3 separate regions of the Homo sapiens genome follow, and regions 1 and 3 are each linked to region 2. A link is a contact called in ENCODE Hi-C or POLR2A ChIA-PET data. All regions are on one chromosome and are shown on one strand. Each heading gives the region's core, a stretch centred on a gene start or an enhancer-like site at or near the end of the contact. The rest is flanking DNA. Distances are from core to core; before and after follow the strand shown.

Region 1 (3,435 bases), core at 368-2,867, 1.1 Mb after region 2:
ACCAGGCTGGTCTCAAACTGGTCTCAAGCAGTCCTCCTATCTTGGCCTCCCAAAGTGCTGGGATTACAAGTGTGAGTCACCGTGCCCGGCCTCAGCTCTTTTACTATCAAATGATACACAAAATTTAATAAGAGGTAAACTCTGTAATTTTACATTGAAAAATAATTCACTTAAAGGATTAGTGCAACACAGCATTCATATCATCACCTAAGAAAAATGTTTTTTTCTCTAGGAATCTCAGGCTATCATAAGCTGTCTACTTGTCTAAAATTTTTTATAATTATTTATAATAGATAGTAACATTAAAGAACTGTTACCTGTGCTCTGTTACTGAAATCTATCAGGGTTGAAATTAAAGAGGCTCTCGATGAAATTTTGAAAAGGTAATTATCGCTTTTCTCTATCATCTAGGCAAATAATAAAAGAAAAAAGTAAGAATTTTCTAGAAAGAGCTCCTACTCAGAAATAACTCATTCAATACTTTTTGGCATAGATAGAACTAATAAGAAACAGAATAAAACAATTTTTAAGTTGATACAGCATGATATGTCCATTAAACTTAGATTTCCAAATATATAAAATGAAATTGCAAGGTGTTTAAAATATAATTTCAAATGAAAAAGGATTGCTAATCATAAAAACAGTAGGGTCCCATTATATTTGTTGTGTGTTTGTGCATGTGTGCATATAGAAGATACACACACACACACAACAGGTAAAAAACATGTTAACTGTGGTGGGTAATTTTTATATTCTTCTTTATACTTTTTTGCATTTTCCAAGTGCTCCATAAAGAATACATACTATTGTTATAATCAGAAAAAAAATAGTAAATGGAGTAACAGAAGGAAACATACAGTATATTAGTCCTGTATTTTAATCTTACTAGAGTATTTTAGTTCTACTCATTATGTAACTAAACAACTGAACAGTATTTTGCTATTGACAACTGTTCCAAAAGTAGCATGAACTTGGAAAGTCCTTAACTACTGACTTCCTGGATCTCAGCTTCCTCATCTATAAAGTGAGAAAAATCACAGTAACTCTAGACAGGCTTAACTAGGTACATATAAAGCACACTAAAATATGGCAGTATTTAGATGGATTGCCAGGAACTTCTCAACGTTATTTATATTTGCTTCGCTATTTATAGAACTGGCAGCATATCCCCTTTCATTATAATGGGGATAGCTACCATCTGTTGGATACGTAGCACATAACTATGTGACCAACACTTTACCTATGTTATCTTATTTAATCTTCACAACAGCCCTGTGAGGGATTTTTGTCCCTGTCTTCCTTGGGGTGAACTGGGACACAGAGGGGTCAAGTGATCTGGCCAAGGTCACACAGCTAGTAAGTCACAGAGCAAGGTTTTTATCCTAGGTCTGTGAGACTCAAAAGTTCATGCTCTTTCTCCTGTAACATATGGCTTTATGCTTAGCAAGAAACTCTCCTTCTGATACAAACATTCAAAATGTACAGATGCCAAAAGATTAGCTTCCTTTCAACAACTTGTCCATGGGAGGATGACAAAGAAAGAGAAATTCTACATGAGTGAGGTAAGGGTTTATAATTTATCAATTACCTACTCCGAAAGTTCCTAAAGAAACTTATTGTCTTGTTGGAGAGGTTACTCATATATTATGAAAAACTACTGTGTCCTGGATATCTTCCAGACCTTGCAAACACTTCCAAAATTTAAATCATATTTCCTCCCAAACTGACTCACCTTCCTCTATTCTCTACTGGCAGCACCATTATTCATCCAGTTGTGCAATCCATTTTCCCCTCCTCTGACTGTCCACATCAAGTCAGAAAAAGGATTTTATTGATTTTACCTGTGATAAGTCTCTTGAATGCATCAACTTCTTTCTAGTTTCATCATCTCCACATTAGTGTAAGCCCTCATCCTCTATTGCCCTACATGACTACAGTGGACTCTAAATTAGTCTTCTTGTCGCTAGAATCGCCTCCAAAATATCTCCCATACCACTATTGAAATCTTTCCAGAAAATAGACTTGAGCATGCTATTTTTCTGCTTAAAACTCTTTTCCCCTCTCATAAGATGGATTCTTAACATGGCATGTGGCTCTTCATACTGGAGGCCAGGCTTTTATTTCCAGCATCATCTCCTATTTTTCAATATCACAACCTACATTGTTGGTACCTTAAAATATTTGAAACTTCTCAACTATACTATGTTCCTATACCATTATTTAAATTGTATATTGTTCATGTAAACAAAAGAGTGTATGATGTATGAACTGAAAAATATAGGAGTAACGCTAACGAACATGGTTATATCAAAGCATAGCTATTATTTTAAGTACATATCTTTTACCTAAAACATAAGTCTCTGCTCCTTCAGCCTTGGGCTTCTAAAATCTATACAATAGAGCCTCACATATATATGGATGTTGTTTTAGAAAGAATGCTAATTTGATAAATCCATTGATGGAAAAGTATTGTTGTAACCAACTGAAATAGGAAGTAGACGGCTTTACAAAGATAAATAAATTGGAAGAACAAGTGTGAAGTCGATTACAAAATCAAGAACGTTTCATTCAGATCTCAATTCTATTGCAGGTCTTCTTGATACAGTAACATTTTAAAAGTGTTGCTGATTATCAATGTATTATCCTGCTTAGTGATAGCCATTTCCATCAACTTCAATGTTGATTTTAATAAACAAAGTATTATTTTGAGTATTTACATTTGTATCCCCTCCCCAGGCTGCCCTGGTGAATATTGTTTGTGTAATCAATCCATTATGATTAGGGATCTATGGACTACCCCTGAAGGCATGGACTTCTCTGTCTCGAGGCACTGTTTTCTTTTATTGATGGATTGACCAGCACGAAATTATTTCGCCCATTTGACAAGCTTCTGCCAGTAAAAACTATCCATCATAAATTACAGTATAATTATTTATATTACTTATTTCTTTTTTAGCTCACTCATTATAGTGGTATTCTAAAGTTAGACAACTAAGTAAAAATTAGGCTTTGGGTTTTGGATCCAAATCAAACCTGCCTCCTTGAGCTAATATTTCTTTTCTTTTATTTTCTTTTTGCCCTCTGGGTCTAATTTCTCTGTGTTGACAGTGCATGCAAACATGTTGCTCATTAGTGTTTATTTACTACTACAGGAATCACTTTGAACTCCTCTAATCCTAGTGGAAATGCTTTTCTCAAAATAAACCCAGATCATATTGGGTTTTATCGTGTAAATTATGAAGTAGCAACTTGGGACTCGATAGCTACAGCGCTCTCCTTGAACCACAAGGTAAGAGATAGCAATGGTTGGAAACTTTTATTTTTGTTCTAAGAACAGCATCTTAATGATATTAATTTTTTTCAACATGCTTTGCCTTAAGAATTGTGTTTTTATCTCTCTTTCTCCCTCTTCCCAGACATTTTCTTCAGCAGATC
Region 2 (3,519 bases), core at 380-2,879:
TACAGCAAATTAGTGGACAAGGGGAAGGAGCTTAGGTATTAAAGATTGTGGAGAAGATCTATTAAAACACAGGGCCCCAATCCTCCTCTTAAGGAGTCTCCCCTTAAGAGACAGGGTTCACTTTCATCCCATATACTTCTGATTAAAAGGAGCCTCTTATACCCAGGAGAATACATTCCAGGTGCAGAAAGCCAATTACCTAGTTATTCCCTTACCCACGTAATTATAGACCTTAATCCAAATTCAAAGGACTCCTGGGAGATGCTGGAATCTGTAATTGTGTAATCTCTTTGATGAAGCACAGAGTGTGATCTTTTGCTCATGTGGGGCTAGGTTTCTGTGGAGAAGCTGGAAATGCTGTGGAAAAGGGCTTGCCCCTTTTGTGTATATGAACTCTAATGTAGTTGAAATTCCTAGAAGTCAAAGATATAAATCTAACTACTAAAATTCATTTAGTGCATTAAAATGCCAGTTATTAATTTACGGCAACAACTAAAGGGAAGCTTTGTATTATTCTAGGACTACAATGCAATTTATGCTTTGCATAATCATTCAGTAAATGACTTATTGCTCCAGAAATACCATCTTGCTAGATCCCATTCTGAATTCAGTGTTTCTGAGCAATCTCATCTCCAATACAGAGTGATGACATACTCAGGATTCCAAGACGGCAAAATGACTTGGGTAATGTAGTCTAGGGCCTGCCAGTGAGTATGCTGAGACAGACCAGAAAGACTTAAAGATTCCACTAATGTAGACAAAGCAAGCTGAGCCACAACTTCTCGGAACACCAACAGGATGCACCAACAATCGACAAAAAAAAAAAAAAAAAAGGAGATAAAGTTTAAAGTTTGTCTTCCAGCATTCCCTTACCCTATTTTCCCCTTCCTCTTCCCTACTTTATCAGTGGGAAAAGTTCTCAATAATGCAATTCTTACTGAGATTCTTGTGTTTATCAGAGAAATGTTTCCTCTTTCTTTGCCAAGGAATTATATATTCCCAACAGACATGGCGCTTGAATGCTATATTTCCTTTGGAATCAAGAAAGGGGAGGTGGGGGAATCAAAAATTAAAAACCAAACCCAAGCCATTGTTCCTCTTCGAGGAAGGGTGGGTGGTCAGTCGTCGCCTGAGCTCCGAACATCAACCCGCGGCTCTCAAGTTCCCCTCCCAGTAATGCTGGGCCCAGCCTCGCCGCGGCCGATCCAGCCTCTGCCCTAGGTGGAAGCGGGCCACCCGGTCCCTTCACCCACTGAGGCCCAGTCCTTTCGCCTCAACACGAAGGCACCTGGCCGGGCCGGAGCAGCAGCCGCGGGGCCGGCACTGGGGCCACGGAACCCCGGGCCAGACTCAGGCCTGGGCCAGCTCGGCTCCGGCCTGCAGGGGGCGCTGCGGCGGCACCGGCGCGAGGCCCGCGCGTGCGGGGAGCGACCCCAGGTGTAAGTCCCGGGGCGTGGGGCGCGTGGGTCAAGGCGGAGCGACCCAGGATCCCCGCGCCCGCGGCGGCCGCCGAGTGGCAGCGCTGGACTCGCGGAGAAGCTTGGGTACCTGAGCCGCGGTCCCGGGTGACACCCTCAGTGACGCCAGGCGCGTTCCTTCCTCTTCCTCTCTCCTCTCCGGCCCCGCCTTCCCTTCCCTCCGCCCACCTCCCTGAAGCGGAGCCGCCGTCGCCACCAGCGCCGTCATGTCGGCCCCCGCCGGGTCCTCTCACCCGGCCGCCAGCGCCCGGATCCCGCCCAAGTTCGGCGGAGCGGCCGTCTCAGGAGCCGCAGCGCCCGCGGGCCCGGGTGCGGGCCCGGCGCCGCACCAGCAGAACGGTGAGGCGGGCGGCCCGGGCGGAGCGCGGGGCCTAGCACCGGCTGGGCGGCCTGCACGGCCACATCGGGGCGGGGCGGGCCGGGCCGGGAAGGGCGTTCGGGGCCAGGCCCGGCCCGAGGGACGGGAGCGGGCGCGGTGCGGAGGCCGCGGGGTCCGGGTTGGGTGCGGGTAGGGGGCAGGGAAGGCACGGCGCGGGGCGCGCGGGGGTGGGACGCCCCTGGCGTGGGGGCGGGGGCCGGCCTGGGAAAGCTGGGGCCGTGGCTGTTTATGTAATGCGACCCCAGGCCCGAAACGGCCTCGGGCGAGTAGGGGCGACTGAAAAGCTGGGAGCCCACGTAGTAAAACCCAGTTACCTAGCCTGGACGCGGGCGAGTTGCCCCGAGCGACCCCTTGGCTGCGAGAGCTGGCCAGAAGCCGAGGCCGCTGAGTGCGTGGTCCGGAGAAGGCTGGTGCAGCCACCCAGCAGGGTGGATTGTGCCCTTCCTGTCTCAGGAAAATTGCTTCGGTTCCCGAGGCCCAGCGAACACGCTGCCTTGAGGAAACTTAAGTTTGCACTCAAGTTTGTAGACAAAAGGGTGTAAATATGCTATATAAGTGTAACTGTAACCCTGACCCAGTTCGGCCTCAAGAACTGTCATTGCCGCTGCGGCTGCTGCTCAAGCTTTTGGAGTTTGCTTGTAGTGTTTGAAAGGGAGCAGATGTAAACGGATTTAAACGAACATCTTTAGATCTGGGTGTTTTTCCTAGCTCCACTTTCAGAGATGAAAAAACGTGCCAGAGTTGGCCCTGCTTTGAGGCAGGGCCTTCATACAGGCAGCAGCCAAATGCAGCACGAAAGCCGCTTTCATATTAAGGTCGTGGGCTTTTAGTAGGCTGCAAAATGATGGATATGCATTCCCTAATGCTGAGATTTGGAATGTTCGCGGATAGGGGCCAAGGGTGGAGGAATTCTCCTTACAGACTTCTTAGTATGTCAGATGAGAACCTTGGAAAGTAATTGACTGAATTTAGAAAAATACCTCTGTCCTGTGTTGGTACGAGAACCAAACTGCATTAGTACTCTCCAGATGATTGACCTGTTTTATCTAATTTCCTAATGAAAATCTGCTGGACTTTATGAATTAGTTTAATCAACATCTAAGTTTTACAACTGATGCTTTTCAAACATGAAGTGTATCGTTTGTCCTGAGGATCAGAAGTTGAGTGATACTTTAGCCTTAATATTCTTTGGATCAGCCTTACCTATCAGTATTACATGCTGTACTCTCAGTAGTCATTGTTTACTATAATCGCTTTTGGATATAAACCTGTTCTGAACAAATGTAAAAATACTATTTGTGAGCAGTGTTTGTTCTTGTAACCTTAATATAAGTTCTTGTTTTTGTTTGTTTTTAAAATAGCTTTATGAAGGAACTAGAACACGATAATTTAGTAAAAGAGCCCAAGTCTTTTAGAACATTGTAGACTCATGTTTACCAGTGATTCAAGGATTGTGTCTTTCCTTGATTTTCTGAATATGCATTATCATCTTAGTGAACAGTTTTTAAAGTGGCAAATGTTTATTACAGCCTTATAAATTTTGTGAACACTCAAGAATGCCAGGATATGTACTCAGCCAAGTGTAATCAGGATGTTAAAATCTGTAAGAACAAATCAATGTTTTGATGCCAAATATAGATGATGCTTGAGTTCTCTTGTTTA
Region 3 (3,559 bases), core at 330-2,829, 1.3 Mb before region 2:
CGGACCAGAAAATTGTGGAGAATATGAAGTGGGTGGCAAAATTATTTATGGACTAAGGCAGGACTAGCAAAATGGGTAGAAAGAGAGGCTGCTCTACAAATAGGAGAGTTTGGCAAAAAGCCTGTGTTTTGGATGTTATTCGGTTCTCTGGACGTGTGTCCTCCCTTTGACCTCCTTTTCCCAGCACACAGTAGTCACAAATCTTTTACGCGGGGTTAGGTGCACCCTACCCCCGCCCCCAGCCCGCTCAAACTGGATTCAACGGGTAAAGAACACCATTCTGTTCTCTGAACGCAGGCCCCCAGCCTTTCAAAATTCGTACTCACCTCTGCCATTGGGATAGAGAAGGCAGATCTGAGGTGTTCTTAAACGCGCTGTTTAAAACCCAAAATGTCCCCGCCCTCAAAACCACACACTTTCTTTTTGGGGGTAGAAAGATGCCATTTAAGGAAAAAAAGGTATATCCTCCAAGTTTCTTTGGAGGGAAAAGGCGTTGGTTAAATCATTCGGGTGTCAGGACTTTTCTACCGGATTTCCTCCAGAGGGTTTCCCAGTTGTGGAACAAGGGTGACCAGTGGAGTGTCGGGTATCAGGGTCCATCCGCCCCCTAGACCAGCTCTGGACTAGGCTTCAAACAGCCCTCCAGCGCGGCCCTGCTCCGCGCTTTCTCTAGCCAGCACCCACGTGTCTCTATTTACTCTACTCAGGTTACCAGCTCTATCGCCCGCAGCGGGCCAGAAGACCCGATAAAGCGCCTTCCACCCTGCAGGACTAGTGCCCGGCTTCCGCTGCTTCTCCGCCTTTCTTCTGCGTAGATTTAAGGCCTGATCCGGTCCCAAACCCCAAATAAAAGTTGTGGGTTTGTTTCCAAGTGATGGCGGTTGGAGAAAACTAGAGTTGGGGGCGGTACAGCCAGGGTGTACCCTTGCGGTGGGTCGGCTCGGCGCACCCACAGCTCCCAGCTGCTAGCCCAGGCGCTGGGGCCGCAGGGACTGAACCCCGCACCGCCCCCGCAGCCCGGGTGCGCGCCCCATCGGCCGGCCTGCTCCCCGCGGCCCGGCTCACCGGTGGTAGGGACGGCCCCGCCTGCCCCAGCCCACGCCCGCCTCCCCTTCCTCCCGCCTGTGGCTCTGCTCGTCTCCACCTAAGCCTTTGGTGGTTTAACGCACTTTTGCAGAGACATCTACCAAGAGATAGCGTGTGCACTTTGTTTTCCGTCCCACGGAAGAATTTATCAGTAGCGTTATTCAGCCCTACTCGCTTTAAAGCACGGCACCCCTCAGCCCAACAAAAAGACCGAAGGCGAAACATTGTGGGTTCCTGCCCGCGAACCAACCGTTCAGCCACCGAACCCCCTAAACTGATCCATTTGGAATAAGTTACCCTGCCCCTCTACCTCCCATCCTACACACACACACACACACACACACACACACACACACACACACACTGCGGACCGGGGGCCCAGCTACGCACACACCCCAAAACAAACGAGGGATCTACTCGGGACCCTCAGCCGGGCGGCCGGGCGCCTTCGTTCCCTTCCTCCCTCTCTGAGTTTCCCAGGGACCCGCCACGCCTCTCGGAACTGGGGCAGCGGCCCGCTCACCTCGTGTCCGTTGCTGGCCGGGATGATTTCAGACTCGTTCACCAAGGAAGACTTGATGTCAGCTAAATCGCCTTCCTCTTCGGGATGACTGATCTCGGCGAAGATCTTTTCCTTCTGAGGATCGCCCTCGTCCTTGAAGGGGATCATCTCGTCCGTGGCGCAGAGTTCCGGGTCCCCCCCGCCGCCGCCACCTCCTCCGGAGAGTTGGGGCATCCCGGCGGCTCTGTAATCTCCGCTCCGCTGTGGGAGCACCCGCGCAACAGCAGGAAAGACAGAGGGGTAACTCAAGGGTGGGGGAGGAAAGGAGAGTTGGAAGGGTTCGTGCAGCAGGACAGCGGGCGGAAGCGGGGCGGGCGAGCGCGGGGCCGCCGGCCGGCAGCCGGAGCAGCTGCCGCGGCGCCCGAATCCCGGCGGCCGCCGCGCTTTCCCGCTTCGCGGAGACCGACGCAGGCGCCCGCCCCCGAGGCCGAAGGGCACTGGGCGGCGAGGGCTGCGGTAGCTGGCGACTCCGGGGGCGTCTGCGCGGCGCGCGCTAGACGAGGCTGCCCCGGCGGCCACCCCGCGACCCCGCGTCGCCGGGATTTGCGCGCGGAGAACGCCGGTTCTGGAGGGAGCACGCCTCCCCAAAGTGCAGAGGAGGGTCCGGCGGCGCGTCTCCGCGGAAACCCTCTCCACTGTAGTTACCCCGGATGCCGACTTAGTAGTTTGTTTTCCGAGAAAAGAGAGGGGATCTGGGCAGAAGGGCCCCGTTTGCCCCAAAAGAAGGTGCAAGGATCAGAAGATAACGAAACGTCCACTTCCTGAAGGGTGGGAAAAAAAGAAAAAGAAAAAGGAGCCACCCACGCTGGAGATGTCCGTTTTAGATCTTCTTATTTTCTTCCCTTTCGCTTCGGTTTTTCTTCTCGAGGCTCATTTAATCTGCTAGAGAAGGAGGAGGAGCAGAAGATGGGGGCCGAGGAGGAGGGGAAGAGAAAGAGAAGTTTGCCAAGAATAAAGTTTTTGCCGGCAAGCGCGGGGACTCCGCAGTGGAGGGCACTGCGGAGTCTCGGGGAGTCACAGCGGGGGCCTCGGGCCCAAATGCCTCTGCCCGGAGCTCGAGCCGACACACACACTCAGTCCGACCCCTCTTTGTTCCCGGCTCGAGTTTCTCAGCCTGGCTCGCCGGCTCGCCGCTCTGCACGCCTCCGCCGGCCAGCTCTGTCAAAGCAAAGAGCTGCGCCCCTTGAGTTCGCCCGGCCGAGGGGAGGGGACGCCCCGAGCTTGGCCGCGTGCGAGGCTCCGGGCGCGTCCTGGTTCCTCGGCCCGAGAGCGCGCAGCCCGGGTCCCTCCTCCGCGCCCTGCCCCGCAGGTGAGCGGCTGCGCCTCCCCACTGCTTCTCCTCCTCCCGCGCCTCGCCGGCGCTGAAAAGCTACCCACTTGCGTCGCTTCTCCTCCCTCTCCCCTCCCCCGCCTCTAGCTCTCCTTGGCTGCCCGCTGGAGGGGAGGCGGGGGGTGAGGGGGAGTCGGCGAGAAGGAGGTGGTGATTGAGGGCTTTTTTTTCTTTTTCTTTTCCCAGATCCTGTAGGACGAGTCTTGGTTTTGGGGTGTGTGAGTGTGGTGTGTGCGCGCGCGCCTGGAGGGAAGGATCAGGCAACTTGGCGAGAGAAGGAAGGACCGGGCGCTGCTTATAACCCACCGAAAGGCACGCTTTGCCCGCGTGAAACTGACAAGAAACATTGCCGCAGTGGCTTGACTTCATCATCTAAGTATCTATTTACTTGGCCCCCACCCACCCACTCCTTTTCCTCTGCCAGTCTCTCCCCTACCTCCTTGACGCCTCCCACTCTCCCTCCCTGGCTCTGGCAGAGGGAGGAAGATGAAAGAGAAAGCCGCTGCCGCTGTGATGGACACCACATTGATAGATGCTCTGACAGTGGGGAGAGGCGGGAATCTGGGACTGAGAAAAAAAGG

What was found. Hi-C counts contacts between places; a loop is a spot of excess contacts on that map. ChIA-PET counts read pairs that join two places held with the same protein, here RNA polymerase II (POLR2A). Pooled maps may share reads with other maps.
Region 1: a map of endothelial cell of umbilical vein shows a loop between it and region 2 (9-fold over the local background). The contact joins the enhancer-like site here to the promoter of SEC24B in region 2. A Hi-C loop is called at or near these places in 2 of 168 maps with a recorded cell type or tissue (endometrial microvascular endothelial cells and endothelial cell of umbilical vein). POLR2A ChIA-PET finds 5 or more read pairs at or near these places in 1 of 52 experiments (GM12878).
Region 3: a pooled map shows a loop between it and region 2 (4-fold over the local background). The contact joins the promoter of LEF1-AS1 here to the promoter of SEC24B in region 2. A Hi-C loop is called at or near these places in 4 of 50 pooled maps.

What each region holds. Positions count from the first base shown.
Region 1 is chr4:110,539,599-110,543,033 of GRCh38, forward strand. ENPEP (glutamyl aminopeptidase) reads left to right here. Exons shown (of 20, transcript NM_001977.4): 12 at 3,153-3,289; 13 at 3,417-3,435. Among named protein-coding and RNA genes, the nearest start is that of ENPEP, 65 kb to the left of the region's middle. Within about 2 kb of position 1,618, at least 4 of the 41 ENCODE cell types and tissues checked have a DNase peak (open chromatin) inside an H3K27ac peak, as active enhancers do; they include endothelial cell of umbilical vein, where a contact is called at or near this core.
Region 2 is chr4:109,432,186-109,435,704 of GRCh38, forward strand. It overlaps SEC24B (SEC24 homolog B, COPII component), which reads left to right and starts at 1,630. Exons shown (of 24, transcript NM_006323.5): 1 at 1,630-1,817. The coding sequence starts at 1,685. It overlaps SEC24B-AS1 (SEC24B antisense RNA 1), which reads right to left and starts at 1,632. Exons shown (of 3, transcript NR_039978.1): 1 at 1,549-1,632. RefSeq lists silencers at 1,260-1,649, 1,700-1,969, 2,348-2,642 and enhancers at 1,524-2,383, 2,460-2,609.
Region 3 is chr4:108,165,946-108,169,504 of GRCh38, forward strand. It overlaps LEF1-AS1 (LEF1 antisense RNA 1), which reads left to right and starts at 1,580. Exons shown (of 3, transcript NR_029374.1): 1 at 1,580-1,888. LEF1 (lymphoid enhancer binding factor 1) reads right to left here and starts at 2,987. Exons shown (of 12, transcript NM_016269.5): 1 at 1,610-2,987. The coding sequence starts at 1,822. It overlaps LOC124900752, which reads left to right and starts at 1,994. Exons shown (of 2, transcript XM_047416528.1): 1 at 1,994-2,957; 2 at 3,165-3,559. The coding sequence starts at 2,555. RefSeq lists silencers at 941-1,180, 2,937-2,986 and enhancers at 1,058-1,559, 2,587-2,676.